2 separate regions of the Mus musculus genome follow, and region 1 is linked to region 2. Evidence: chromatin loops called from intact Hi-C (ENCODE). Cell type or tissue: left cerebral cortex. All regions are shown on one strand. Links, peaks and the distances in the headings refer to the core of each region. The heading gives the core; the rest is flanking DNA. Region 1 has its middle 350 kb from the start of Rpl10l. Region 2 has its middle 130 kb from the start of Gm25599.

Region 1 (16,455 bases), core at 2,675-10,674, 530 kb before region 2:
GGGAGGAGAATAAAATCTGGGGTGTAAATTAATTAATTAATTAATTAAAATCAGTGTATAATAGTCTAAAATAGATCTCTCTTCTGGGTGATATAAGGCAAACTTTAATACAGGCAAATAATACTTAAAAGAATTTTAGTGTTGTTTTCTATCATTATTGTCTGAGACTTTTTTTTATATAAATGATATCAAATCAATGTTAAAACTTAACTCATAGATATGAACATACATACACTATTGTCCTACAATAATTTTATTTTGAGAATAGTACATGGATATTTTTTAGAATTCTATATTATAAATTTATATAATTTCAATTTAAATTCATTTAGAATTTATATTTCTAAGATTTCATATATTTCTTTTTCTTACACTAAAAATTCTTATATGCGACTGATTGTTATAGTACTAACTTCCTTTTTAGTGAGGTAATTATCACAGTTATTATTACTGTGTTTGTTCAACTTTGCTGAGAAAATTATATTGCAAGCATAGTAGGCAAGAATGAAGTGCTAAAGTGCTAGGTGGACAAATAAATACCACAATCGGTAAAAGATGTTACATAAAATATATTTTTGATTAAAATTTTAATAAAAATTACTTGCTTGTTAAAATAGTGTAAATAAACACATTAATAAAGGTTAAATGTCTGTGTATTTAGAATTTACTTAATTATTAGAATTTTTCATGTAAAATTTGACTTAAATATTAACTCACTCAATCTTCAACCACTATAATTTAATAGAATCTGGGGCTTTTGTTTTTCTTGTTGTTTTCTTGTTTATTTATTTTTGAGACAGGGTTTTATTATGTAGTTTAGGTTTTTGCTGCACTTAAAAATCTCATGGTTCAGCCTCACAAAGGCTAAGATTAAAATAATTTACAACACACAACACACTCAAAAGATTCTTTCTCCATGCCATTATTTAAGTGATCTACAGGTGACTAAAAATATGCTAGCGTTTACAGTTAGTCTTCTTAAGGTTTTAAATCTGTTCAGTGTTAAAGCATTCATTCTGAGGGTTGGTAGGGCTTGACTCTTATAAGAGTGAGCTGGATTAAAAGGAATGAATTTATGAAATTCCTAGGCAAATGGATGGACCTGGAAGGTATCATCCTGAGTGAGGTAACACAATCACAAAGGAACTCAAACAATATGCACTCACTGATAAGTGGATATTAACCCAAAAACTTAGGATACCCAAGATATAAGATACAATTTGTTAAACACATGAAACTCAAGAAGAATGAAGACCAAAGTGTGGACACTGTGCCCCTTCTTAGAATTGGGAACAAAACACCCATGGAAAGAGTTACAGAGATAAAGTTTGGAGCTGTGGCGAAAGGATGGACCATCTAAAGACTGCCATATCCAGGGATCCATCCCATAATCAGCTTCCAATCGCTGACACCATTGCATACACTAGCAAGATTTTGCTGAAAGAACCCAGATATAGCTGTCTCTTGTGAGACTATGCTGGGGCCTAGCAAACACAGAAGTGGATGCTCACAGTCAGCTATTGGATGGATCACAGGGCCCCCAATGGAGGAGCTAGAGAAAGTACCCAAGGAGCTAAAGGGATCTGCAACCCTATAGGTGGTGGAACAACATTATGAACTAACCAGTACCCCAGAGCTCTTGACTCTAGCTGCATATGTATCAAAAGATGGCCTAGTCGGCCATCACTGGAAAGAGAGGCCCATTGGACTTGCAAACTTAATATGCCCCAGTACAGGGGAACGCCAGGGCCAAAAAGTGGGAGTGGGTAGGTAGGGGAGTGGGGGGGGGGGTTGTATTGGGTTCTTTTTGGATAGCATTGGAAATGTAAAAGAGAAAAATACCTAATAAAAAATTAATTAAAAAAAGAGTGAGCTGGGATAAAAATGAGCTGGAAAACATAATCTTAAAACAACAGCAAAAAAAAAAAAAAAAAAACAAAAAAAACAAAAAAAAAACCAAAAATAAACAAGCAAGCAAACAAACAAAGAAACAGACAAAAACCCAAAACACCGTCAAACCCCAGTCGGTAAGAGGCATTGCAGTGCACTGACACCTCAACTCTTTGAACTGCCTGGACTGTCTGTCCTTCAGTGGTCAGTCATAGATCAAGTGTGGTAGCCCATGGCTAATTCATCTCTTATTTCTACCCACTTCTATTTTAAGAAACATTTTTTTTTCCTGTTACAAAACTTCTGTAGTCACACGAAAGCAGTGAAATCTTGATAGAGCAGCCAGAGATTTGTGAATCAAGTTTAATTAATCCCTCTTTGCCAAAATGGAGTAGTGCTAAACTTTGTTCATAGCCTTTCAATTGCTCTTATCAAACCTTTAAGGTTTATAGAGCCCTGGGTTGCTGATAGCTTCATAGGAGACCAAAAAACTTTCACTGAACCTGTAGAGAATACAGCCTCATATCCTCACATCTTTCACATCTTAAATTGAAACCCCATCTCTTCAAAGAATGCAAGGTATTGATTGTTAATAAACATCAGCAAGACATCCCTACTAGAAAAAATAGGCGTACAACTTGAACAACTTGTGCTTAGAAAATATTTCTTATGTTCCTAATTTAGGAATCATCCAGCTACTGTTTTTAAAAACACACATGGCATGAATTCATAATAGTCATTCTGTGTACATCAAGAGTGTACACATTCATATGACATCATCAAATTTGACGCTAAAGTGGCTTGCTAATCATTCTGATTGTCAAGTAAAATGCTCAGTGGTCAGTCCTTCCGCAAAGCAGAGGCAGACATGTTTAACCACAAGTCACTTAAAAATCTGCCTGCCAATTCCTCCTTCGTAACTGATAAGTAAACGTAACTGGAGAGTTTGTTTTGGATTTATCTGCATTGACCAAGCTCTTATCCTCTGAATGAACAAACACTGAGATGAATTTTGAGTATTTTTTTATCCTCAGCCCAATATATATAGTCTGATATAAGGAGCTTTCTCCAAACAGTTTATAGCACAGGATTTTTTCTCAATTAGGGGCTAAAGAAGTAGAAATTGTTCACATTTATGTAAGTGATCTGAAATAGACTACCACTAAGCTAATTGATCGGAAAGTGCTTTTCCTGATCAATACTTTCTACAAAAAGAATGCAATCATTGAGGCCTCTACAGAAAAAAAAAATAGACCAAGAATAATTTTAAGATGCTTTTAGTTTGAACATAGTTTGCTATTATTAACACAAAGTTTTTTCAACAAATATGTCCATTACTTTTTATTGATTTTTACAATATATGACAGTACTAAAATTATTGATTCTAACTTTTTTCCCAGTTGAGAACAGTCATTTCTGAATACCAGTTTAAATATTCTGCATTTTAAATTTAAACTGGTATTCAGAAATGACTCCATGAGAAATCCCTGCAGAAATGTTGTGAACACACATGAGTGGATATGAAAAATGTGTATATGTGCACACATACACCAGAAGACTAACCTCAGATACTATGATTAGCAGAGTTGAGTGGCTGTATCATCAGTAGTCTTTGTTATTTTGTCAAAGTTTCATACATCCATGGCTGGCATGGAACTTGCTTGGTAGTCTATGCTGGCTTCAAACTTCTTTTTCCCATTTCAGCCTTGTGAGCCCTGGAATGACAAACATATATGCTTTACCAGGCAGTATTTTTTTTTTATAAATTTTTCACATACTGCTGATGTCCACCCAAATAGTGGAATCTAAAGCATAGTGACATTTTTTAGAAAACGTTTCTACTACCCAATATATAAATTTGAGTTTCAGTTCCTTAGGGAACAAACATGTGATATTTAGACATATAATCACAGATATTGTATATAGACTCAAGATGTGCCTGTTATGCTCTGAGTACATCCTAAAAAGCAATTACTACCATTGGTTAAACATTTTTATATAGACACTATATGAGTTAAAATGAATATAAATCTTATTTTAACACAATTATTACTGATGCAGGAAAACAAAAGAAGTTATAAATTTATATACTGCTTAAGTTAAATCTTCATAGAATAATTATATCAAACTTCAAAATATTTTGAAATCAGAAAGAATGCATCTTACATGGCAAAGCCATTTATCACTGCCTTAAATAAAATATTATTATTAACATGTTAATATAATGTTATTAATGTTATTATATTAACATAGACATATGATAAGTTTTGTATTAAGCTTATGTACAATAGATAGAATTTGATATATATTGATTAAAAACCCAACATTATGAAAACATGAGACACGGGGTTAGGAAACAAAGCATGCACAATGATTCAAAGGCAACAAAGAGAATTCCATGAAATAAAAAGTAAAATTAATTTTCTGAGTCTGAATTTATAAATTTAGAAAACAACATCCATAATATGAAAAGGTGAAGGCTTTATTTTCATACTGTAAGACCTTCTACATTCAACCTATAGGTTTAATTGGTTTAGGGCTACAATTCCAACAGTGTATAGTGTGTGAACACAGGAAATGAAATGTAATTTTCACAGTACATCAAAAGTTTCAGTTGGAATAAAAATATCCTATTTTCATTTTGGAAATACATTGATAGACTCAAGTGAGAAGTGTGTATTTCATGAACCTATTATGAAAGCTGTTATGATATTGATTCCATACTACACACACACACACACACACACACACACACACACACACACACACACGCGCGCGCGCGCGCGCGCGCGTGTGGGTGTGTATAACCCCAATTAAAACAGTAGGTTGGAGCTGGGGATGGAAGTGCTGGTGTCAAAGAGAGAGCAGAGCACAGCAAGAGCGTCAGAGGAGGCTAATTATGGGATGGATCCCTGGACAACTTTATATGTCCCAGTACAGGGGAACGCCAGGGCCAAAAAATGGGAATGGGTGGGTAGGGGAGTCGGGGGGGGAGGGTGTAAGGGACTTTTGGGATAGCATTGGAAATGTAATTGAGGAAAATACATAAAAAAAGAACGTCAGAGGAATGTAGTGTGGGAACACGCAGGAGTTGTGTTTTCAATTAAAGCTTGAGTTGGTATGACTTCATTCGACAACCGCTTTGGGAGCATTCTGTGGCGATGGGAGTGAAGAAATTATATAAGACAGATAAGCTTCACAAATATAATTACTTTTGAGTGGGAAGGACTGAAACAAAGGAACAAGGACAAATTCAGTCTATTCCCAGCCTCATACTCCCTCAAAAGCTCCACACTCCCTAGTTTTCCTTGGGCGATCTAGGTAGCTTCAAGACGTCCTCCTAGTCAGTTAACTCACACATTCTAAGAATTCTAAGAATCCTCGTTTTGCAATAGCATGTTAATATGATTTTTAAATACTTATTGTCACCTGGAATTGTCACATAAACTACTTACAGACTAGAAAATTTTAATTCTGATAGCATAAGTTGCTATGAGATTTATGGCACAAATAGCAAGATGTGAGCAAAACATAACAAGCAAAAAGACGTCTGTTAAGTTTTAGTCCCTCGTCCTTTAGCTACACTGAATTTTGTCAGAATTAAATGTGTGTGTGTGTGTGTGTGTGTGTGTGTGTGATCAGTTTCTAAATAAGAGTATAGATTCTTTCCCTTAGGAGTTTAAAACTGGTGCTCTAAAAGGTAATTTTCTCTCTAGCTTGTGAGAATGTTTCTCATTATCCAGTAATAAGGTTCCATATGAAATGGTTTCCTTTTAAGATAGCTCATGCCGAGGTAAACATGAGTGAAGGGCTGTCCCACATTCATCACTGGTCTGCAGTTTATTCTGTAAAGGAGGTAAAATCCAGCAAAATCAACAACGGGTCTGCGAGGAGACAGAATAAGAGCTGTGTGACATCTAGTGGCAAGTCTAGCAACAGCTGAGAATCCTAATCACGTTTCAACAGTTTATCCTGTTTGCAATGCCATTTATCACCAGCAATTTTGGGCTAAAATTTTTTGGGTTTTTGTTAAATAAATGCTAAAGTCATATGCATATGCATAATAAGAATTAGGCTGTGTTTTATTTAAAAAAAAAACTATATGGTCATACGATAACTGGACATCATTCCGTAGCACACTCTTTCTTTTGTGGTCATTTTAATAAATGTATTTCTTCTGAAAAGACGTCACAGGATCATCAGATTTCCCAAATTGTAAAATGAGTTTTATTAATTTGAGTAGATTGAAATTTATGTATAAAGTATGTGTTAACATTAAACCTCAGATTTCATTTTAGCGACTTCATTTTAACAAATAAAGAAGAACCACTATGGAACATGGGACTCAACCTGTAATCCGAGCACACAGAAGGCTAAGCCAGAATTATTGCAATGAGTTTGAAGTCAGCCTGCACTCTATCCTGAGTATGAAACTAGCCTCAAATATAAAATCAAACAAAAGTGACACACTCTCAAAAAGGGGGGAAAAACCAACAACAACATAAAGGAAGACAGAAAAAATAAAGATCATGTGTTCCTTGTTATTTAAAGCAAAATTAGATAAAAAGACTGACAGGTATTTCTCAAACTCATAAAATAAACTACACTTAATCAAACCTGTTAGACTATGTCTTATTATTTATAGGTTATTATCAAGCCAGTCGACATATTTATTCAAGATCCATAAAGTTTAATGGAAGAATATGAAAAATTTATATAAACAGGTGGTATTTACTTATAGTGAGAGTATAATTTACTAGAAAAGACTGCTAAATGGTTTACCTATACCATTTATTTAATTTGTAAAGACATTGTGTCTGAAATTTCAGATGATCTAAAAACACTGAAAATTAGATCTCCACTGCGTAACATGGTACACATGAATGCATATGTGCACATAACCCAGAGTAGAGTCACTTTTCCATGTCAAAACTGCTAGGAAATACTGAACACTCCACCGTGTCTCTGATTTGTGGTCACTATGATGTATAGTTACTATATGGGTGAAATCTAGGTTCATTCAATAACCCATCCACTTCTCACTCAATAATATTAATCAAATACTTAGCATGTCTCAGTAATGCTTGTGGAGACAGGACTAATCTTTTAAATACCACACTGTTTTATGTCCAGAAGGACCAGTGACAGTGATGCATGGTTTTTTCAGAGTGGTCTTGATACTGCTCAAAATATAATCTAAGAAGAAATTCCAAAATTGGCGCCTGAATGTTTTTTAAAATCTCTTAATTTTCTGTTTGAGCAATTTTTTCCATGGTCACCCAACTTTAGGTACCTAGGCAATTTTTTCCCCCATTGGAATCTTGTTTAATGGAAATTTTCTATAAGAAAATAAGAGATGTTAAATTTCAGGTCAATTAGTAGGCATGTACTGGTAAATACAAATATTAAAAGCAATCAATAATTGTATTATCTGGCTTTTTGGACAATTTGATGATATCATTTTCTTTCTTTGACATTATGCTTCATTGCCTATTTATATATAAAAAAACAATGTGCTAAAAGATTACATATGGAAGTAAAATACTTACCATAATGAAAATACTTTGTATGGCACCCATTCAACAACTAATTAGATCCTAGATGGAAGTTATTCCTCTCAACTTGCTAAATATGCTTCCCTACTTGGGCAGAGAATTCCAGTTAACAACTCCATTTATAGCCCATAGGAAGTGTTCCGAGGCTGCATCAGCTTGCTCCACAGTCTCTGTGATTCTGAGGATAAATCACTATGAGTAAAGACATACAATCTAAAATGATCTATCACAACTGAAAATCAATACATCAAGAGCATAAAAGAGTCTAGGATAATTCACTTGCCAAGCCATAAATTAGGCATGCATATCAATGCCACATGGGATGCAATACCTCATAAAAATAAGCTTAAAATTCTTAAAATATATGATTAATGAAACTACCACAGCTTGAAATATATATATTATACTGCTTACACTAACCAATATATTATACTCAGAGTTTTATGCTTCTGAGAAATGGCATTTACATACACAGTATCAACAGTGACAATAAATCAGAATTTCTTGCTCCAAAGTCCAATTCTTTGGGTAGTGATTCATGTTTCACTTTTTAAAATGGTGATTTACACTAATGTATTTCTCATAAAATATTTAATACTTCTTACAATTATTGCCAAAACTGTGTTCTAGCCACTTTTATCAGGATGCCCAGAGAAACTCTTCCCAAGGCAATCATAAATTTTTGAACTTTGATATTTTACAATAAAGTGACAATATTTTATACTCTTAAAATTCTTGTGCCACAAACCCTGAGCCTCCTTCTCAGCCTACCCATCTGCTGCAGATATCCACAGCTAATAATGTATGGGGTGTTGCAAATTCACTGGCTTAATGTGGTCTGGGATCTGTTCCACCAACAGTCTGTGCTGGCTGCTGTTTTCCAAAATGTAACCCAAAGCATGTTTTGAAGGAATTATTATTAGAAAACACGAGCAACACTGAACTTCATCTGAGGATGGACATCATGGAGTTCCAGTATAAAGAATCTCCATACCAGTTCATCACCTACATAAGACCCAATCATACTCTGCCCCTGCTTTACTAGGATAAGCAAACACCATACTCTCTAAGTTCCCGTCATCTGCTTCATAGTCAAGCTGCTTGTCCCCACTGCCACTTTGGAAAAGGGTCTTACTGATTTTGACTGACTAAACTTTAATCAGACTTTTCAGTTTTTTCCTTGGTCTCTAAAGTGTGGCCTATCTTTGAGTTTAAACAAGCATTTCAATGTTGTCTGGCCTGTTCTTAAACACCTTGATTGGGATCAGCTACTTCAAAAAATATTTTTCTCAAGTATCTGATCATGCCACTTACACCAGGACCACCCAACACTGGTTATATACAGCTTTGTTCATTTCCCCTTAGGAAAGAGACTCCATCCCTGTTTAGACCTTGTCGACATTTGCATAAGATTGGCCTCCTCTGTTACAATAGTTTCCTCCTAATTTTGTAATCATCATTTACAATATCTTTTTCTTACCTAAGCTGAGAATTTTTAACCAATAACATCAAAAAAAAAAAAGAATCAGCTCATGTTGTTGAGTACTTAAACTCTCTATAAGCTCTAATGAATATATGAAGACATTGTAAACAATTGTAAATAATTTCTCTTTACTCATGAGAATTTTATGCATGTTTACAATAAAATATGATGAAACCTATCCCCATTTCCCCTCTCTAATTTCCCCCATAAACAATGCATTTTAAATAGCAATTTTATGAGAGGTTCCTCAGATATAACAAACTTCATTCTTCCCATGTATAATTTGGTAAATTTTTGTACAATCAGTAATTTTATAAGTATAATTATTTTTAAAAAGAGAAATTAGCAAAATGTTTAGGTAATCTTTCATTTGCCTTTTACAAATATATGGAAATATGTATGGAGTAAGTATGGCGATGACTGTGACTGAATTATTCAGGAGGCAAGAATGAGAGCTGAGGGCCAATGCTGGAGTCTGCTTAAATCTGTGCATGGTATTATATGCATGTCTGTAATGATGATGCTCCTAAGGTAAGATAGAGGATGAAGACAACAGGAACTGCAGAAGCTGACCTCAAAATATCCCATCTCAAGGTAGAAAGCAATGTTTTTCTTTCCATTTTTTTCTTTCTTTTTGACCACTAATCTTTTATTTAAAAATGTCATATATTTTGATCTTTTCCCTTTCTCAAACTTCTTTCAGATCCTTTCTATCTTCCTACTCACCCAACTTCATTTTCTTTCTCCCTCTGTATCTCTCAAAAATGAAATAAAGCATAATAAACAACGATTGTTTCTAAAATTGTTTAAAAAAAACAAGCAAAAATATTAATCCAACAACAAGGACAACAACAAAAAAACTCAAACAAAACAAATGCCACCGCCCTCAAACTCCCAAAGTCCCAAGGAATTAATTTTGTGTGGTTTGCTACTTTGGGGATTGGGCCTTGTCCAATGCAGTTTAACCATCTACTGCCTCTCCCAGGAAATAACATTTGCAAATAGCTTCTTGGCTAAGGGTAGAAGACTGCATCCTCTTTCCTCTTTCAATGCTGGAATTCCATCTGGCATGAGTCTCTGCAAATCTTGTGCAATCTGCCCCAGCCCCTATAAGTACATACATCTATCAGTCCTATTGTATATGGAAGTCCAGTATCCTTGAAGTCTTCTACCACCTCTGGCTCTTACAATCTTTCTGCTACCTCTTCTGCATAGAATCCTGAACCTTGATGAGATGCTTTTGATAAAGACTCCCCATATAGGACTGAGTACTCCAAAGTCTTTTACTATCTATACAATATCCAGTTGTGAGTCTGTGTTAATTCCCATCTACTAGAAAAAGGAGATTCTCTGATGATATTTGTATAAGGTAATTTTATACAGGTTCAAGACTATGTCATTCATAGTCATTTTCTTGCTGTGTTCATTTAGCATATTAATAGTAGTAGGCCTTACATTTTTCTTGAGACAAGTAGATACTGTAACCTTATTTATAAATATATCAATTCCACTTGATTAGTGTTTTAGTATAACTTAAAATATTTTATAAACATTATCATTTGTTATAACCCATGAAAAACATTACTTTAAACCATAACCTTTCCTTTCTGCTTCCCAAGACCATATTCATTTTATCACAGAAGAAAATAAAGTTCAACAACCTCTTTTTCTTTTCTTTTTTTCTTTTCTCTAAGATTATAATAGAGTTACATTATTCTCCTCCCCCCCTCCTCCAAGCCCTTTCATATACTCCTCCTTACTTGTTTTCGAATTGCTCAGTAGGTATAATGTTACTTATATGTGTTTTCAGAGATGATCTTTTGGCATTAAATAAGCAAGTAATATTCTCTTCCTTTGAGAAGAAGACTATTTCTCCAATACTCAGTATTGTTTATTTGTCTCTAGTTCTTTGTGTAGGATTGAAGTATCAGGAGCTTTTCCCATCCACTTGGCATATCTACTCTTTTCCTTGACTAGCTCATGTTTATGTAGTTTCTTTGGTGAGACTTCATGGGTATGTTTTCTGACATTACTAGGAGATAAATCAGAGTAAACTCCCTGATTCTCTCGCTCTTACATTCTTTGCTTCTTCCACATTTTTTTCTTGGGCCTTAGGAATAGAAAGGTTTTGTCAATATATCATTCATGGTTGGACCCCAACAAGCCTCCATCTGTTGTAAAATAAGTTACCTTGCTGAAGATCGAAGACTACATATATCTGTGGCTATAAGGAAAAATGCTTAAATTTGCAAGGATTATGCTGACTTAGTAAAGTGATGAAGGTAAGTTCTCCTCCATGATCTATGACATCAGTAGCACAGTGTAGTTGTCTGGGTTTCTAGTGCCATGCATAGATTATCTCTTATTGACATTTAAATTCAGTTAAAGGGCTTTCTGTTACTGCCAAGGGAATGCATGTCACTATTTGACCCTTAGTTTTATAACACCGTAGTGGCAATTTCTGTAGGTCATAGGTATCATAGCTGGGGAGGACTTTTGGTTGCTTCATTCCTTTGGAAGCTTTCATGGCCACTTCTGGTAATATGAGAGCTAGACTTCAGGGAGGGGCCTTTCAGGTAAGTTCTAGTGAAGGAGTCTCTGGGTCTGAAGTGCACGGTATCTTAAGCATTAGGGATTTACCTTCCACCACCTCTGTGGGTGGAGTAATCAAGGGCAAGAACAATAGCAATAGCCTGTAATGGTTTTGGAGTTTCTTAGACAACCCTGACCAACAATTCAAAAGAGGGATTCTCATGTATAGTATTGTTTTTTGTTTTGTTCATATTTTGCTAGTGGTCTTTAGCTCTTGGAGGGAGCATCATCATTCTAGAAAAGTTCATTAAAACTATGAATGGATGTGTATTCACAAAACTATATGTACTTTGGGTTTTTTGTCATAGTTAATAGCGTGATTGCTTATGACTTTTTTCCTACATCTTACTGTTATGTTATTCTCTTTCCCCCTTTTTTTAACACCCCCTTATTTGTATGAACTCACTTCAACAGTCTTTACAAAATTCAATGTTTTCTGTTACTATAAAAGGTAGACCTCAGGAAGGAGTCTTTCAGTTTAGATCTAGCTAGAATCTTTAAAGTCATGGGTCCAAAGTGTAGTGTTTTTCAGCAATAGGGAATTACATTCCACATCTGAGAGGCAGCCAAGGAAAACAGCAATAGCTTATATTGTTTTGGGAGTCCCCTGACCAACAACTTGAACTATTATCTGTTATCCTTAGTTCTGGACTTTATGTCACATAGTCTATTGGTTCTGTCTGAAGAATCATCACCTGAAGTGAGATAACTTCACACACACACACACACACACACACACATTTGAAAATTTCAAAGTCCCTTTTAAGAAATCTAAAGTCTCTTAATAACTGGCTTTTGTAAAATCCTAAACAAGTTACATATTTGCTGACTCCAGGTAAGAAGAACCAGAGTTTCAAAATAATATCAAAGCAAAATGCAACATTGAGTCGTATTAATAAAATTCTCTGCCAGCATCTGACTAATACATACAGTCAACCATCGGACTGAGCAGGGAGACCCAAATGGAAGAGTTAGGGGAAGGACTGATGGAGCTGAAGGGGATTGAAAACTCATAGGAAGAACAACAATGTCAACTAACTAACTCCCTACCCCAGAGCTTCCAGGGACTAAATCACCACCAAAGAGTATACATGAGTGGGGTCCATTGCTCCAGCTACACATGTAGCGGAGGATTGCCTTATCTGGAATCAATAGGAGGGGAAACCCCTTGTTCTGTGGAGGATTGATGTCCCAGCATAGGGGGATGCTAAAAGGGTGAGGCAAGAGTGAGCAGGTGGATTGGAAGTACCCTCTGAGAGGCAAAGGGGAGGAGGGGATGGTATGGGGGATTTGTGAGGAGGAGATAGGTAAAGAGGGCAAAATTTAAATAAAATAAACAAACAAATAAATAAACAAAACCAAAATAAATAAAATAACCAATAAAAAAGAAATCTATGAAAGAACAAGAAAGAAAGAAAGAAAGAGAGAGAGAGAGAGAGAGAGAGAGAGAGAAAGAAAGAAAGAGAAAGAGAAAAAAGAAAGAAAGAGAGAGAGAGAGAGAGAAAGAAAGAAAGGAAGGAAGGAAGGAAGGAAGGAAGGAAGGAAGGAAGAGAGGAAGGAATGAAGGAAGGAAGTTAGTTAGTTCTCTAGCTCAATATACAGCATCAGAAATGCACGGGCTTCAAAGGACTGTATAATTCCTGTGCTGGAATTCTTCCATGCACAGCATGTAGTTTGTCTCACAGGGTTAGGACAATTCCACTATGCATCTGTCATTTTTCCTCATAGTTATCCCAGTGTCCCTTAATTGCCAATATTGTGGGGTCTCCACTGCAACTGAGTGTGCATTTTTACCAATGACCTCTCTTAGCCTCTCACGTGACAATCCTAGCTTTCTATTCATCACTCTTTCATGCCTTCAGAATCAGTTCCATGTGAGACATCATTACATAGTCTCAAGCTTGCCTACCAGCTGATGCAGTTTTTCTCCCCCACCCCATTGGCTGGAACACCATCTCTATCCTGAGGAAACACTACTTAGATAATTTTCATAATTGATATAATGGTTGTAATAATAATTTTCACATCAATGTTGCTGGTCTCTTATTAATCACATTCTATTGTTCAGTCCCAGCATCCACTGTCTTAGTAAAACACAGGTTTCATCTGACAATTTTCTTAAACTGAAATATCATATAAACAGCCATAATAGAGTCTTTAAGAATCTCCCAATCTTCACTCCGAAATATCAGTGAACTAGATTTCCATCACTTGCACATTCCTTTCTTCAAGATCCCAAAGAAGACTTCATCAGGCTCTAAACATTCAACACCCTTCCCAGCACAAAGTTACAAGCACTTCTTACAATTCTTTGCAAAACATGGTCAGGTCCACCACAGCAACAGCACCACTCTCTTATACCCACTTCTGTATTGGTTTGTCTACTTTTCTGTAATCAATCATGTAATACAACCAATTGAGGAAAAGGGGAGTTAGTCCATCTTATATGTTGTGGTCTATCATTGAAAGACGCCAAGATTGAAATTGAAACAAGGCCATGGAGAAATGTCGCTTACTGGTTCATTGCACGTGGATTGCTCAGCTAGCTTTCCTGTACATTTAGTGCTGATTTACCTAGGGATGGGGACACTCACAGTGGACTGGGCCCCACTACATCAACTACCAGTTAAGAAAATGCCTTATAAACCTGACCAATATCCAATATGATGGAGTCTGTTCCTCGGCTGGGATTTCCTCTTTCCATTCATGTTAAGTTGATAGACACTAACTATTACAATCTATATTTTAAATATAGTGGTCTGTGTCACAAATAATTTTTATCCTAAGTCATATTATGTTCTTGTCAGAATTTGTATCAGAGAGAAGCAATTTGAGAATATGATGTCCACCACAGATTTCAAGTCTGGGTTACTCAAATTTAAAAGGCACTATATTTGCCTGTTGGCAGGGAGGACTTCCCCAGAACTCCTATAGGCAGGGTGAATTTGGCAGGTTTGTGGCAGACCATCTGTATAAAACTTCTCATCTTTCTCTAGCATATAAGCTCTGTGGCTATATTCAGAACAGCTTTAAGATGCTATTTAATTAGTTTAGTTAAACAGAAAACAAGGTTTAAATATTTAGATTGTAGTAAATGTTTAATAAATGGATACTATTTTCAAAGACTTTCCAAAAATTAAGCAAAAATTTCTCATCTATATGTTACTTTATTATTTTTTTTTTACTGTTTTTTAAATGAAGAGTTTGGGACTGAAGTTGTATTTCACATAGTAGACTTTTTGCCTAGCATGCATAAAGCTCTAGATTTGACTCCAAGCATTACATAAACCAATCTTTGGAGAGCTCAGATGGTGGAGGCAAGGGGTCTCTAGAGTTTGGGCCATCCTTGGCTATAGAGTGAGTCTGAGGACAGACTGGGCTATATGAACACTTGCCTAAAACAGAGATATGGAAAAGAAAGAAAACTGCATCCGTGGTCACATACACACACACTTTATACGTAGAATTTTAGATACTCTAATATTGTTGACAAGAACTGGGTATGTTGATACATAGTTTCTGTCCTAAGTCCCAAGATACTTCAATTCCATCACTGCTTGAGAATTACATTATGAAGGATAACAGGCAAAAATAGAACAAGGATAGTAGCTCTGGGGGAAAGAGTAGGTGGTGGAACTAAGATGGGTGGAGAAAGGAGAAGCTGTGGTTGGAATGTATTATATAAGAGAAGAATTATTTTCAATAGAAAAGGGAATAAAGAAAGAAAAATATCAAGGAGTTTTATATTTGAATATGCCTCAAATAAGTTGTTTACGTAAATTCCTTGTAAATTATATTTGTTTCGTTGCTTGGAATTACAGAATAAAATAATAAAATGCACCAAAAATAAAATGTTTCCAAGCATAGATTGTCCTTGTGACTGTATATAGCCTAACTTTGTATGAACTTTGCTCATGACCATGCTTAACCCACATAACATTCTCAGAATATAAATTGTCTTATGCTCTGAATAAAGTTGACTATCGCATGAAAAAAGCATTTCATAATATAATTAATAGCTCAAAAAGTTGACTCTAAAAGTTTATAAGTGAATATTTGACTTACTTAACTAAAAACTCAATATAAAAATTATCAAAAGAAAATTTGAATTTTCAGAAAGTAGTTAATAAAATTTAAGAAGTTTAAGAGCTATAACAGTTTGTGTTTATTACTCAGTGCTGTGTAGTTTTTCACTGTCTTGTTGTCTATTATGATGTATTTCAAAGTCTAATTTTCTTTTTTTTTTTTTCCATTTTTTATTAGGTATTTAGCTCATTTACATTTCCAATGCTATACCAAAAGTCCCCCTTACCCACCCACCCCCACTCCCCTACCCACCCACTCCCCCCCTTTGGCCCTGGCGTTCCCCTGTACCGGGGCACACAAAGTCTGCGTGTCCAATGGGCCTCTCTTTCCAGTGATGGCCGACTAGGCCATCTTTTGATACATATGCAGCTAGAGTCAAGAGCTCAGGGGTACTGGTTAGTTCATAATGTTGTTCCACCTATAGGGTTGAAGATCCCTTTAGCTCCTTGGGTACTTTCTCTAGCTCCTCCATTGGGAGCCCTGTGATCCATCCATTAGCTGACTGTGAGCATCCACTTCTGTGTTTGCTAGGCCCCGGCATAGTCTCACAAGAGACAGCTACATCTGGGTCCTTTCGATAAAATCTTGCTAGTATATGCAATGGTGTCAGCGTTTGGATGCTGATTATGGGGTGGATCCCTGGATATGGCAGTCTCTACATGGTCCATCCTTTCATCTCAGCTCCAAACTTTGTTTCTGTAACTCCTTCCATGGGTGTTTTGTTCCCACTTCTAAGGAGGGGCATAGTGTCCACACTTCAGTCTTCATTTTTCTTGAGTTTCATGTGTTTAGGAAATTGTATCTTATATCGTGGGTATCCTAGGTTTTGGGCTAGTATCCACTTATCAG
Region 2 (16,455 bases), core at 5,162-13,161:
AGGGAAATAAGTGAACCTGGGAAGGATGCATAGAAGAACACTGCGCTCATTTATCATCCACTTTATTTCACGTCTAGAAACCTGATGAGTTGGTAGCAATAGATGTACAGTGTGTCCTGAAGAAAATTCATTTCACCCTTTTTAGCTTTTCATACTCATGTTCTGGGAGAAATACCATGAGAAATGTAGTTTTGCATTAAAATCGTGAGTTGAACAGTCTTTAAAAGCATAGGTGATGGAAAACAGCATGCAAGAAGGTAGACAGATTGTCGAAAATAAGAGCATCAACCTGCCTGCTTCAAACCAAGAGGCCCGGTGCTGAAATCAGAGTTCGTGCTGTGGGGAAACTGTATCAGGAAATCTGTCCCCGTGTCAACAGTCCCTGCAGTCTGCTGACCTGGGCAGATACTCCAATTGATTAACTTCATCTGTGTCACCCGCAGAGAGAAAGGCAGTGGTAAGTGATGACTTCACCAGTATCCATCTTTTCTATTTAAGGAAGTTAGAAATACTCCCTAAGATGGATGCTGAAGTAGGTACCATCTATCTTTGGGGCCTAATATATGGTTGGTGGTTTCTTAAAAACCTGAAGCCAAGGGCCTTGAGAGGCAGAGCAAGGAAGTTTTCCCAAAGATAAGCTTAAAATTTTTGCTGATTTTTGATAATATTGGAATCTTGAAATTTCCTTAAATGCAAGAGATAGCAGAAACTAAAGAAGAGAAATAGGTTATCCTTCCTCCTTCCAGACTATATATTCCATGTAGCTATGCTAACATAAAAGTTTAGCATTTCTTGCTTCTATCCAATAGCACACATACACACACACACACACACACACACACACACACACACGCAGGCACGCACGCACGCACGCACACTAAGCTTTATTCTACTTCATTAAATGTAAGTTCAAAAATTTCTATATCTCTTCTTGAAAATTTCATCTACAGAACTCAATCCAGTTTTTAACACCATTAATGCTTCCAGTGTAGTATTGATGCTTCCAGTGTAGTATTAATACTTCCAGTGTAGTGACTGGTTATTATGTTCTTGTGTATAGAGGACTGTATCCTTAATATTCTTAGCTGCAAGCATATTCTCTGCCTATTGATTAACTTTTATGTCCTATAATTGTTTTTTGTATAAGCAACTTTAATTATATAATATTGCTTGAATCGGTTCTTGTACAGAATGTTAAAGAATTTAGATTCTGAGCATCAAGGTAGCTAAGCAAAAAATGGTTCTTGCTCTGTAAACCGAAGTTTGATCCCTAGAACCTGCTTAGATGTGGAATGAGAGAGCTAACTCCCAAATGTCCCCTGACCTCCATTATGCCATGATGTGTGTACCTCCCTCATACACACACACACACACACACACACACACACACACGCACACACGCGCGCGCTAAGCTTTATTCTACCTTCTCTTTTCAGAGAGACATTTGCCCCTACCATACTTGTTCATATGCATAGACAAAGTATGTGTCTCTCTGTGTGTACACATATTTATAAACCGATTTTTGTGTTTATGTTTATTTTACATAAAGATCATACTCCATGTTGTTGTTAACACTTATATTCATCCATTTTCTTATAAATCTTTCTGTACCAGAAATAGACACTTACTACAATATTCCAAGTACAGAAATTTAATCAACCACCAGTAATCAATGAATATTTGTTTTACTTTCATTTTGCTGGCTGGAAAAAATATGTCAAAAATGAACACAATCCTTCAGTATTTTTTTCTGGTGTATTATCATAATTTGAATGTGGGAACTCACTCCTCAGTCTGACCACATGGACTAGGAACAGTGTTCTCCTGGACTGCCGTAACATGTATCATGGTTCAGCCAACAAGAATAACAGCATAAGGCAGCTGCTGGTTGAGTTCTCTTCCTAACTTCCAGGAAGCTGTGCACTCAGGTAGCATTTCCTCAGTCTGCACACAGGAATTCTCTCTTGTCTACATAAGGACACCGGCCCCATCATGCACTTCCTGCACTCAGGACCTAACTCAAAGCTAATTACCACAGATACCATGTCCAAACAGCATCCTACTGAGGACTGAACATATGAGTTTTGAAGGTACCTAGTGTAGCAGGCAGAAACCTAAGATGGAAGTTTCAGGTTAGGGCGCTGTGCCAGATGGCCCCTGTAATGTCCCCTCTCACCTTAGTGTTCAAAGCAACCAATGTCCTGTACCAATAGCACCACACCGTGCTTATTGATCTTTTCTTTTCTCCTGGATTTGTTTTAAATTAAAGAAAAGAAAAAAGTGTTCTCTCATTCTTAGATTACATCTTCCATTTACCATTGAAGGTCTGAGCAATGAACAATGCTTAATGACCATTTCTGGAATTGTTTTTGCTCATTTTCCTATCAGGAGGGAGTTCATACATAATGAATATTAATTCACTGTATCTCTATTAAGGTTGGAGTTCTAATGTGTTGTTAATTATTAGATTCCTAACAGAGCATATAGCACATACTGTGTGCTCAGTAAACATTTACTGAATTTACAAGAAAGAATACGAAGAATGAATCAGAAATGATGTGAACATTTTTCAGATTACTACATTGTGCCTAAACAAAAGATGATAACCTCAGTGTGTTCACATTTGTCAGTATTTCCACTAAATATTCTACATTCTGTGTCTCGCCTTATAACCATTGTCACCATAGATAATAAACAAATTTTCATTATTTCACTCTGACTGCGAGATTCTTTTTTCATTCCATTCATTTTATACTATTTGACTTACTATACTTATAATCTGAACAAAATATAATTTAATTAACATGAACATTAAGACATTAAGGAGTGAATTCATATATAACATCACAAATGAATTTTATAGAATAGCACATGTCAAGCACACGCAACAGTTTTTTGAGTTGTGCCTGAGTGTATATGTGTGTGCGCGTGAGTGTGTGTGTGTGTGTGTGTATGTGTGTGTGTGTGTGTGTGTGTGTGTGTGTGTGTGTGGTGTACAGAGACCAGAAGTGTCAGATTGCCCTACAATAGTTGGTGTTACAAACAGTTGTGAGGCATCTGACATAGGTGCTAGAAATCAAACTCCAATGACACGCTCAAACATAGAATGGTCACATTACATTTCAGTAAATGTCCTCAGAGACTCCTCAAGAAAAGAACTTAGAAGTCAACATATGATCTCCACTTATATTTGATTTATTATGTGAGATTAATTCACACACTATGGGGGCTGCATATAAACTAAATAAGATGCAGAATGTCAACACTACTATCTATTTGTATGTATGTTTAGCAAAATTCATAGAAGCAAAACCCTGGCCTTTGATGCCAAGCAAAGACTTTGGAAACTTAGTAATGGTGTTTAGAAGCTTAAAAAGATATATACACCAAAGTAACCTTGCTAGCTAAAAGACTCTGTGAATGTCCCTTTTGCAGCAATGTCCTCTGGAAATGATAGACAGTCATATCTGTATTTAAAAAAAAAAACACATTTCTACTTCTGAGTAGTGGTATTGTCAACATATGATATGAAAACCATCAATACATGCCAACAGTGTTTGCAGTGCAGGTGGCAAGAAACTCTATGGCTAAGGCAGGGGGGAAAATGAAAAAGAAAACAACCAAGTCAGAAAGTGTATCTTGTGCTGAGATGAGCAGGAGAGCCTAGTAAACCAGAGGAGGAAACTGATAATTTATGCATCAGAACAAATACATCTACGCTCAGTGAACTAAGAGCAAAACCATCTCATTTATCACCATCCTTTGCATACAAAATAGCTTATGCACATTATATTACCCACGTATCCTTTGAAAATGCCAACCAAAGAACTTGCTCCAGGTGAATAATTATTTACATGTTCTTTTCCTCTACAAGTAAAAATTATTAGTCTAGTACAGTCAGCCTGATGATGAAGTGAAATTGTGGAGAAAGTAGCAGGCAAGAAGTCACTTCGCAGAGAATTAATTAGGATACTCAGATATAAAGGGAATTTTCCAAGAAGACATTCGGCCCAAACCATCTTAGATCTACTAATTTAATAAAGTTCATTAGCTGTTTGTTAGAGGTCTGCTCGGCACAGCTTTGACAAGTCCATGTTATAGGTTCAGAAACTACAAATGTCTTTGAATGATTTAATGGTCGTACTGACCCATACCTTATACGGGTGCCCAGACATACACATAAAGTCAAACAAGGTAAAGACAGTGGGCATTTAAAAGGATTATGCAAATCAAGTCTGTCTCCAGCTCAGTTTTATTAATGGACAGGATATAAGTTGAAATAACTTTCAATTTCTATGAAAATTTATGACACACCAAATCTTCCTTTGGTAAGTGAAGAAACTACATTTATCAAATACTCATTTAACAAGCACTGTGTGCTGGGAGCTAGGGATGCAACTAGTAAGTACTTCCCACCTGGAAAGAGCTCTCAAGCTAAGGATGTCTACTGGGAGAGATTTGTAGAGCTCAAGACTTGGCAGACTAGCAAAGAGGACCATTAAGTTTTGTTTGAACTGGAGAGGTACCTGAAGGAACAGCCTTTGGACAGAAAGAGCTTTGTATACAAAACATGAGACATCTATAGCAGTTGAGTAATGGTTCTAAAATGATGGTTTTATGTGTAAGCAGGACAGATTAAGGAATTATCCCAGGATCTTATGTGTAGTATGTGAAAAATCAGAGTAGGCTTGGGAGTCCTGCTCGTTTTGTTTTCTGTGTAAATCAAAAGAAACCTGTCCCAAACATCTATTTGGTCCCACATGCAAACACTTCCCTGGAGCCTTGATCTTCCCCTGCATGGACTGCACTGCACAGCACATCTGCTTCCTCATCAAAGCCTCTGGTTTTCCTCATTGCCCATTGCTCAGCTCTTCCCTTAACTCACCTCGGTGCTAGTATTTTCTTCAATGTCTACAGATACATTTCCATACAGAAGAAATATACATGTTTAACAACAGCACTTCTGAAGCCATTTATTCTTCCTTCCCTCTCCTCCCTTCTTCTTCCTTCTCTTCTCTCTTCCTCTCTCCTCCCCCTCCCCCTCTCCCCTCTCCTCTCTTTTCCACTCTTCTTCCTATTCACAACACACAAACTCTTTAAAATATGGATCTAAATTCTCCCTTCCTTCCTGCACAACACACCTAACAGTCTCTCTTCACCTGTATTCTTATTTTCTGTATTATAAAGATAAATATTAAGGATATAGTTGTCATTGTCTCCCTTTTGTTAGCCATATACATTATATAAAATGATGGCTTTCATTAAGACATCTTATACACATGTTTATAATGTACTTTATCTAGTGATTCTCCCCACTATCTCTTCTTTACACACTGAGATTCAAAAACACAAATATTACAGGTTTTCTCTCAAATACATAATTGAGATTTCAATGGTAAGGGAAGAAGAACAAGAACAGATAGTTGACCTGCTTCTAGAGGCATTGCAGGTGTGTATCATATGTGTGCCAGTAGATGACAGAGAGGAGAGAGGCTATGTCTAAGCTCACTGCTCTGGCCTGAGAACATCTGAATGAGTAGTAGCCTAACACTTCCAGAAAAAGAAAAAGAAAAAGAAAAAGAAAAAGAAAAAGAGAGAGAGAGAGAGAGAGGGAGAGGGAGAGGGAGAGGGAGAGGGAGAGGGAGAGGGAGAGGGAGAGGGAGAGGGAGAGGGAGAGAGAGAGAGAGAGAGAGAGAGAGAGAGAGAGAAAGAGAAAAAGAAAAAGAAAAAGAAAAAGAAAAAGAAAAAGAAAAAGAAAAAGAAAAAGAAAGAGAAAAAGAAAGAGAAAAAGAAAGAAAAAGAAGAAAAAAGGGAGCCTGAGACAACCACTAGCTGGGCACCAGGCGGTCCAGACAGAGAGCTAACCTGAGAAGTGCCTGGCTGCCCCAGACAGGCTCCCAGGGTAGAGAGTGAATAAGAGACAAGAAGAACCTCAGCTGGGACCAAGAGCCCTTGATGGAAGTGAGCCTGAAACAGACAAACAGACAAACCTCTCATGGGGCCACTAGGGCCTGAGCCAGCCTGAGATGATCACCCAACACCATGGGGCCCTGATAGGGAGCTAGACTGAGATGACCACCAGTCCTGCTCCCTGCATGCCTGGGGGAAATGGGGGCCGATCTGAAAGGATCCCTGCCTGGGGCCATATACCTTAGCAGGACATAGAATTCCTGAGGCCACTCCTGAGGTCCCCAGACACTCAGAGACTCTGGGTGTCATTAAGAGAGGCAAGTAAGTGGTGGAGAAAAGGAAGACAAAAAGAGGAAAACAGAAAGATGTAGGTACAATGAGGAAATGCAGAACTAGAGACTCAAGGGTAGTCTGATGTAAGTAGACAGTGATACCACCTGAGACCATGGTGGGGTCCTGGCCTATGCTGCCACCTGTGGCCACCTCTGCGACCTTGGCCCTGAAGCAGCAAGTCCAAGAGGACATCATCACTGGTCTGAGATGCCACAATGGGACATATTGATGTCTGAGGACTGAGCAGGAATGGCCCCATCTCTTACCTGAGCATCATGGGAGATCTGGCCCTGGGACATGAGATTAGAAGAGCTGACCCCACCCCTAGCCAGCTACAGCACTCAAACATTGCAAAAGTTTCAGGTGAGCCGGGCCCCCAGTGTATAAGTGTGTGAATGCTGGCCCACCCACACATCTCCCATAGATGAGGGAGAGATGCCCTCCCTCCTCCCCACACCTCACCACCTACAGCAGGTGGGAGACCTTGCCTTGGGATCATGAGAGCAGAAGAGCTGGCCTTGCCCCTCACCAGCTGCAGCTTTCAGGAGAGGGGCCTGCATCTAGCCTCAGCAGCACAGTAGAGCTGAACCTGGTGGCAGGAACATGGCAAGCTGGCCCCAAGGGTGTGAGCATTGGAAAGATGGCTCTGCCACTTGTCTATTGAGTAGTGATGTGGACAAGAAAGACATGCCCCATTCTTCCCCCTTGCCACCTAAGGCAGGCAAGAGAATGGCCCCAATGTCATCAGAGCAGGAGAGCTTTCCCTGCCCCTCACTTACTGCAACACTCAGGAAAGTGAGTCCTGCACCTTGGCTGGGCAACATAGTAGAGCTCACGCTGTATGTAGGGTTTCAGGTGAGCCAGTCGCAAGGGCGTGAGCACAGGAGAGGCAGTCCTGCCTTTTGTCTGCTGGGTGGTGGTGCAGATAAGGGAGAGATGCCCCCTCCCCTCCCTCATTCCTCACTACCTATGGCAGGAGGGAGGGCTGGCCCGGAATCATGGCAGTAGAAGAACTCTCCCTGTCCCTTATCACCTGCAGCACTAGGAAGAGTGGGCCCTGCACCTGACCTGGGCAGCAGGGTAAAGATGACCCTGGTTGCAGAGATTGCTGGGTGAGCGGGACACTAAGGGCGTGAGAGCAGTAAGGCCAGTAAGCTGTCAGGTCCAGATCCAAGGCTTTAAATTGGCCCATCCCACCATCTACCCCATCGACGAACTGCTGGAGTATAGGAAAGGAACAATCTAAGGAATCCAAGACGTCGGGATCTCCATGACATGGGGCAACAACACAATGCTTAAGAGGAGCTTCAGAGAGGGCCCAGTGTTAGCGGAGCATCAGAAGCTAGAGGTCTCATACCAGACCAAGGAGTCATTGCCGTGAACATGTGCAAGAAAGGAGTGTGGACGAGGGGCTGATGAGATGGCCCAGCAGGTAAGAGCACTGACTGCTGTTTGGAAGGTCCTGAGTTCAAATCCCAGCAACCACATGGTGGCTCACAACCATCCATAGTGAGATCTGACGTCTCTTCTTCTGGAGGGGCCGGAGTGAGCAGAGGACCTGAATTCAATTCCCAGTGAGCAGAGGACCTGAATTCAATTCCCAGCAACCACATGATGGCTCACAACCATCTGTACAGCTACAGTATAATCATATACATATGAATGAATGAATGAATGAATGAATGAATGAATGAATGAATGAATGAATGACAGGCTAATCGGTGAAGCCTGTTCAAATAAATAAATAAATAAATAAATAAATAAATAAATAAATAAATGGAGTGTGGATGAAAGGGTACACTGTGGGACACTCTGTGACACGCTACAGCTTCCACAAGATTTTTCCCCCTCTGTTGTGGGGGAGGTGGTAAGGATAGAGGACAACTATGAGGGGTGGTGAGTAGAATTAGGGTGCATGATATGAAATTCACAAAAAAACAATAAAAAGTTTTTTTAAATTAAATTAAAAATAAAAAACAGATGCTTGCACATATATGACCTAATTTAATCCTCCTAGCAACCCTTTGTGGAAAGGACTCTCACTCTTCCCATTTCACAGATGGGGAAACAAAGGCAGGAAGAGGATCGATACCATCCGGAGAGCACAGAGGTAGAGGGTGGAAAGCAGTGAGCTTTTAGAGTTCCTCACAGAGAGTCTGGAATACAGTAATCCTGGATAAATCAGTCAATTTTAGCGTGTCATGATTTTCCACCTTCTGCTACCCTCATTTGGTTCACTTACTAGGAATTCTATTTCTACCTCTTTCCCTGTCTCTTCAGCTGGAGATGGCTTTCCTTAGCAACCTGCCCAGTTTTTCCTTTTGGCAACCTCCCTTCTTCTAATAACATCTTACTGGTATATTTACCAGACTAATTTTCTCTCACACACAGACACGTTTTCTGAGAGATCTGACATGGGCATCGTATTTGTTGGGGCACCTTTGACTCTTACATAGCACTCTGGCACAACGCCTTACATGATGTGTTGGATAAATTTTTACTGAACTAACTTGTAAGATTACCAAACTAATTTGTAAGATTATAGTCCAGGATTCAGGTATGAGGAACCATTTTCACTTTAAAACACACACACACACACAATACCTGTTCCCAAGTTCTTATGATAGTCACACTTTCTGAGACGAGGCAAACTGGACGAATCAGCCAAGACATTTTCTTTTTATGAGATTTTGGTATCAGACCTCTTCCCTACTCAAAAGAGTACTCCATCAGAATTGATTGTCCATGAGAATGCATTAATTGAAAAGCAGACCTCTAGCAGAATTGGCTGAATCAGGCTGGGGTTCAATCACGCACAGATAAGTGTGTGCTTATTGCAAGAAATCTTACTTTCCTAGTACAGATGAGCCTTTCCAAGGTACACAGTGAACTCTGAACAGAGCAGGAAAGGTTCAGTACAGAAAAGGTTCAGAACAGAAGAGGTTCTCTATCTAAGAAGCACCAGTGCCATCTGCAGGCAAGTCCTAGGTAGTAGTTCTGTTTTCACCCATGGATTGCTCCGCAGTTCCATCAAAAGGCCTTTCACGTCCTTACTCCACGTTAAAATACTGCAGATATCATCTTCTGTGGAAGGGTTCCATCCACACTCTTCGTCAGTGAAGCGGGTATTGTGAACATAAAACAAACCAGAGCCTGGAGAGGAGAGGCTAAAGTCCTGTAGAGGCTGGGGACTGTAGTTATCCCCAAACTACAGGCTTGGTGTGGTGGCTATCTGTAATCCTAGCACTACAGGCACAGGGAATCCTTTGCTCAAGCTGGCCACATCCCAAGGGAGCTTGCCTCTAAATGAGATGGAGAGCAATAGAAGATACCCAAAAGAGTATCAGTTGCTGTGAACACGTACGCTGTTAACCCTCCAGCATTTGGGAGGCAGAGGCAGGTGGATCTCTAATTTTCCAGCCAGGTCAGCCTCAAGAGTTCCAGGCCAACTAAGGCTACATAGGGATACCTGTCTAAAAGAAATCAGTAGTACAGAGTACTTATTCTGCTCATCTCCATGACTTCATTTGCTTAAATTGTGTTTCCTATCTGTTAAAATTAAATAGTCACTAATTGCTAACTGCAACTACAAAGGCACTAATAAAACCCCACCTATGATAACAGGAAATGATGTATTGCCATACAGAAGTAACCCAGTAATACCACATTGCATTTATTTTTCAATTCTTTTAAATCAAATTCATGTTTACCATCAGTTTTGTTTTACAAGTGGATGAATGCAATTCTGTGCCTTGGTCTGGAAATCCTATCTGAGATCTGCAGAGAAAAATTATAAAGTTTTATCTTTTTGAAGCTCTCCAAATTCTCTTATCAATCCTTGCTTTTCTTAGTCTACCTATAGAATGTTTCTTTATGGACTTTACAAAGAGTTTCAATGTAGTCACATCTGTTGTGGATGGCTCTGTGCTGCTTGCTCTCCCAGTAGAGGCTGTCTGGAATAAGGAATGAGTCACATACTCAGGTGGCTTCTTGTGAACCAATCCCCTAATGAATAAAGGAACCAATCACTGGGCGAATTCCGTGTTGGACAGAGGAAGAGAGGAAGCAGGAGAGAGTTAGGTCCTCTTTGGAATGGGACAGCAGAGGGGTAAGATGTAGCTGCTAGAATTTCCCAGTACCATGGTGGATCCGCAAGGATTTACCCCCAAGAGGAATTGGATTTTAATAAGGCTTACAAGATTAGATTTTAGTTGTTGTGCCCAGAGATTGAGTTACCATTGTTTCTGAACTAAATTTGTGTTGTGTTTTCCTTCACAAAGTGGAGAGAAAGGTACAGCAGCAAAGCATGGGTTTGCCAGAGGTGCACCACAAAGGCCGTGGGGGATTTGAAGCATGGGGTTGGTGTGGTAACAACCCAACAGTGGGAACCTAGTGAGCTGGGTGAAGAGATTGTGGAGTTCTGAGTAAGCGTCTCCATGGGATAAAACAGGTCGGCCATTGCCCACCAGTGCAAAGCCAGCCAGGCTGCTGGGGCAGAGGCACAAGAGCCGGGAATGCATCGCTTCCGTTTCTTTTTAATACTTCCCACTGCACACATCTGATCTGAATTGGCTTATTTTGTTACTCAAGGAGATTTATGTATATTTTGTTGTGCATGTGGAGTTGTGTCAATTATCACCAGAAAATTTTTCACCAAACAACACCGTGCTTAAATATGCCAAAAATAAACCAATCAGGGTCTCTAAGTTTGACCCAATACCAGCTTAAACTGCCTTCCTGCCTTCCACAGATATCCTTTCTGTAGTCCTGTGAAAATTACAGAGATATGAACCACACACACGCACACATACACACACACACACACACACACACACACACACACACACACCACCACCACCACCACCACCCATACTGCTCTGGTGACCGTGCTCTGTGCAAGCAAGCAAGCTCCACTGAGGCCTAAAACATTTTTTTTCTTTCCTTGGAGAACGTATCCTTACAATTCCAATGTGTGTCTTTAGCAAGGTACCTTTATACCACCTCCTTCCTCCTCCTCTTTGCTTTCCTGACCTTTAAATTAACCATGCTCTCCTAAGAGAATTGAATACCAGGAAAAAAACACAGGAGTAGGATCAGAATTTATACTCAACATGTGGTCACCTCCTCACATAGAAAAAGAAAGTCAGTTTGTTGCTTTCAAATCAAAAATGTTCCCAACCTTGAGAAAATGGAGCAAAAGAATGTTTTTATTTCATAGTTAGTTATAAATTGATGGGACAGGTATACCTGTCTCTGTCTAATACTTCATTCATTTTGAAGTTATTCACCAATTCCTAATTTCTAGTTTCATAACTGGACAAAGCATTTTATTTGCGCAATTGAGCTCAGTTGGATGTTGCTTTCAGAGGTCCAAGCTTAATGTCCTTCCTACCAGGCAAAGACAATTACGCCAACAAATACGAAGCGATTGGGAAGGTAGAGGCTCCCATGGCAACAGAGCTACCACCTGATGGGTAAACTTCGGAGTTATGTAGAGGCCAGTGAGAAATGCTTCTTCGTAAGGGTTACAAATTACAATACTAATTCTTCAATTTGTTCTAAGATTCCAAAGACTACAGATAGTATGGTCCTGTTGTCTTTTAACCCATCAACTTGAAGCAATTGCTTTACCTACTGTTCCTCCTTCTAAATTCCCTTACCCCGCATAAAGTGCAACAGTTTGAATATTTGGTGTCTGACAGACTGGTGAGAGTACATCTTTGTGTTCATACAATTCAAAGGGTCTCTGGAAGACCCATTGTCAGAGTTTGTTCCTAAGGATTATTTTTTTCCATACAATGTATTTGATTCTAGAGTGTTAACCTGAGCTCATCATGTAAATCCCAGAAAAGGCCCTGAGAATGAGTAAGATCTTTGAAACTTTAGAATGTTACCCGTTATATATTCTTTTGATTCCTTTTTTCCTTTAAATTCTTGTTACTGTTTGAGAATTTCATACATGCATATAGTATTTTTCCATCAAGTCCACCCTCCATCTTTCCCTCTCTTCTTCCCCCTCCCAACTTCTTGGACTTTGTTATTGGTGGTAGTGGTGGTGGTGGTGGTGGTAGTGGTGGTAGTGGTGGTGGTGGTGGTGGTTGGGGGGGTGTTTTGGGGGGTATTTTTGTTCTTGTCTTGGCACTTTTATTTGAAGTTTTTTTCATACAATATTTTCATCATATTTTTCTGCTTCTCCAACTCCTCCCTGATCTTCCGCACCTCCCTAACCAGTCATTTTTCAATCCAGCTAGTGCTACCCACATGGACATAGATGTAGGAACATGTACTAACATTCTACAAAGTTTATAGAAAAATCTTTATGATTTTAATTTTACAGTTCTTTTTTTAGTTCTTTTAATTATGTAACAGTTATGGAATTTTTCTGGTAGTTACTAAAACAGCATCGGTCTGCTGGATGCTGAACTAACAATTCTCATGTTGTCCACACTGCTGAGCACACCATGCATTGGCAATAAAGAAAACTATACCAACTGGTGAAGTAAGTGAGCTAGAAGAATGTTCTTTATTTTATGTTTAGGTATAAATTGATGGGAAATGACAACTTGTCTGTCCAATATTGAATTCATGTTGAAGTTGGTCTTCAACTCATAATTTCTGGTTGCACAACCACACAAAGCATTTTGTCTACACAATGAGCCCTTCTAGAGTTTTACTTTCACGTGTCCAGAAAAAAAAATTCTTCGAATGGAAGCCAAAAAAAGGACTTTTCTGTTGAAGAAAGTGATTATATATTGAGTATAAATTCTAGTCGTTATTCCTTCTTAGAAAATTATACCCATACTGTTCTTCAGATACCAGCAATAGGTATTAGGTGGCAATTAAACTTCATGAAGTTAAGGAAAGCAATGGTAGCTTCTAAAATATGAGAAATATGATTAGGCCTCCTTTAGCTACCACTACCATGTATGGCACCCTAGGGAGGAGTGGGGCCACAGAGCCTCCCCTCTGATCCGATATGGGTTGTTGAGAGGCTCAGTCTTGTTCTGGTCTTATGCAGGGAACCACAGTTTCTGTGAGTTCGGAAGTCCAGCGACATCCAAGTCACAAGAATACAGATTTCAGCACCTCTCATCCTCTGTCTCTGGCATTTTCTGCCCCTACTTTCCAATGAAAATATTTGTCAACTATGAAATTAGTGTCAGGGCCACCATGCTTTGCCTTACTTCTCTCTTACTATTTAATGTTCTTGTTTTGAAATTTGATTTCTTAAATTCTCCATTTCTCAAGCACTCAATGTAAGTAAAGTTATATTTCAAGATAGAATAAGGATCAGAGAAAAACTTTTGGTTCTCAGAGCACCTCCCATTTTTTCACTCGGTAAACTTCATAATGACTCTACCTACAACTTAGAAGTATTATGGAACCATTATTTTATGTGTGGTAATTAAAAATTAAAATGTGATTAACATTAGTGAAAATATACAGATGTGTTTTATAAATTCACCAAATAACTTATCTAAGATACTGTTAATAAAAACAAACACATTAACTAAAATGTTCATTAGAACTAGACAAAAAAATTAAGGATTCCATATTCTGCTTTCAAAATTCTAAGTATAGAATTAGAAGCCACATGCGTCTTTTGCCATTGTCTTTCACTGTTTCACAGAAACAACAGACATAGGTAGACAAAAGTCCAGGGTTGGTGGGGAGATTCAGTGGGTAAAGCACTTGCCGAGCCTGATCATTTGAGTCCAAACCCAGGAAATCATGTAAAGGTGAAAAGAGAGAACCAACTCCACAATGTTGTCTTCACACATAGCATATACACATGCAAAAATAATATTAATAATAAAAAATGCCTGCTGGAAAAGATTGGCTCAGCAGTTAAGAGCACTTGCCACTCTTACAAAGAGTTTGAATTCAGTTCCTAACTGCATGTTGGACAGTTCAGTCACCTATAACTCCAAGAGATCAAGAGATCTATTGTCATCTTATGGCCTCCTCGGGTAACACACATGCGCGCGTGCACGCACACACACACACACCATACTATACATACACACATAAAAATAATGAAATAAATATTTTTAACTATTTTTTAAAATAAATAAAATTTAAAAGTTGTTCATGCTGCAGAAATGCATTTGATGGATTAATGTTGCCGATGTCCCACAATTCCTCACTGGTTAATATAAAAATCCTAATATTCTGGGTTCAAAGAATCCCTCATTCAGCCTAACATAAAATTCAGAAGAGGCAAATGGCTTTCAAAGCATGGTCCTATGGTTGCTTCATCACCCCCCCAAAAAAAAAACTGAAAATGAAAACACAAGCATTAGCATATAACTATTGAGTCAAAAACTAAGGCTTGGTGTAGAACCCAAAAGAATCTGTACTTATCAGTCTCTTTGAGAGACCCTGACCATGCTAAGGTTTGAAAATAATTATGCTAAGATGAAGGGACACACACACACACACACACAGTACTCTTCCACAAAACTTTAGCTTTTCAGTCTTACCTGGTCAAGACTCTGTCTCAGTGTCATTTCCTTCATAGTCCTAATTTTCCATCTATTAGAGTTGAAACAGGAAAGACATCAAGGTCTCGTGGATTTAAGGCTTGGTTCCCAGAGTGGTGGTATTGGAGCTTGGTCGGAACTTTAAGAAGAAGAAGAACCTAGTGGGAATCTTCAATTCACTGAGAACATACCTTCTAAGGGCATCTTGGGACCTCAGTTTCTGCTGTCTCTTTTACTTCTGGGCCATAAGAGTAAATGATTTCAGTCTGTCATATTTTCCCATGACTTGGGCCACCATGGGTCCCAAGTCAACAAGAACAGCTCCTCATGATAAAAACCTCCTAAATAAGCTTTTGCTCTTTATGGCTCTGAGAGGGTTGTCTCAGAAATTGTTACAGTGGAGGAAAGATGACTGTCACTCCATCTTTTCCTTACTCCTAGACATAGGCTTCTTTATGGCCTCCAAGTCTAAACCTTGAGAAGTAGCAGTAATGGAGTTCTTCACACAAACATGCCTCTGTCTCCCTCTTCTTCTACCCTGGGTGTCAGAAAAGACTCGCAAATTGTCCTATTTGTTGCAACCAATTCCAGCATAGAAGCTACAAATGCTCTCTAGATTTGTGAATCTAAGAAAGTCCAACAATAACCCACCTGAAAGGAAAAGTTAAGCAAACTTATACTTTCCAAGAAAAATTTCTTATACCATGGAAGAAAATGCTTTAGGCTTATTCTTTAAGTCTGGGAACATTACTCTGCTAGGCAAAGATGAACAAATGTGAGAGCCCAAGACAACAGATAAAAACTTCTTTTCCAGCATATTTACTCTGAAATTCTATCATCCCCAAACAGTAATAATACGATTATTTAAATCTATCAAATACTTTATAAATACTTATTTTATATTTTCCAAATAAATGTTTGACATTGAACAACCAGCTAATTGAATAATTTCCTAATCAACAGTAATGACTCGTATTCAATATACAACCCACAAAGAAAAATAGTTATTTGAATGTAAAAGCAGAAACCCCCAGGGCTTTGGTTTGAATGAGTACTGCCCACGTGAATATGTACTTGAAAGTGTGGCCTGTGTGAGGTACTTGAGATTAGGTGAAGTCATAAAGATAGGGTCCCCATGGTGGTATTATGGGCTTTACAAGAAAAAAAGAAAGAAAGACCTGGAGCTGTGTGTTTGCCCTCTTCTGCCATATACAAAATGTCACAATGTTAGGGAACAGAGAGAAGATTAAAAACAGACAGCAGAGTATGCAGTTTGAGCACGAAGATACTATGGCTTCTTCATGGAGGATTTAGTAAATAATAAAATGTTTAAATAAAACCATTAGAATACATTGCACAGTGTAGAAAACTGCTGCTGCTGATACAGTTACTGCTAAGGAATTCACTCATCAACTACAAACACAGCCAGGTCATTCATCAAGAGTACCAAGCTGGTCTTTGCCTGGGAACCTTTCCCACTAAATCAATAGTGCTGTTTTGTAACGGATGGTTCCCTTCACAATAACAAATAGAATTTTTTACTTTAAAATTTTAGTTTATTTCTTTGTGTGACCATTAAGATAATTATAAGAAAATATAATCTATTTTTTACTTATAAAGCAATCCTGTATCCACTTTCTGAGTGAGAGAAACTTGGGGATTTTTTTTTAAAAAGAACACTAAAGTCAACTCAAGAAGGCATGCAAATGAAGAATGATAATGTTTAATT

Evidence for each region. Hi-C counts contacts between places; a loop is a spot of excess contacts. Peaks named below come from ENCODE experiments on the same cell type or tissue, not always from the same donor. Only the 100,000 strongest peaks of a DNase experiment are listed, where the experiment ranks them.
Region 1: a loop joins it to region 2, with 6 times the contacts of the local background. A loop is called at or near these places in 3 of 42 quality-filtered maps.

What each region holds. Positions count from the first base shown.
Region 1 is chr12:65,921,371-65,937,825 of GRCm38, reverse strand. No RefSeq gene overlaps it. Among named protein-coding and RNA genes, the nearest start is that of Rpl10l, 350 kb to the left of the region's middle. In left cerebral cortex, for the core only: a CTCF peak has its summit at 5,819 (motif pointing left); DNase peaks (open chromatin) are centred at 5,187, 5,778 and 7,599.
Region 2 is chr12:65,394,943-65,411,397 of GRCm38, reverse strand. It overlaps the pseudogene Gm26015. Among named protein-coding and RNA genes, the nearest start is that of Gm25599, 130 kb to the left of the region's middle. In left cerebral cortex, for the core only: a CTCF peak has its summit at 9,223 (motif pointing left); DNase peaks (open chromatin) are centred at 8,429 and 9,193.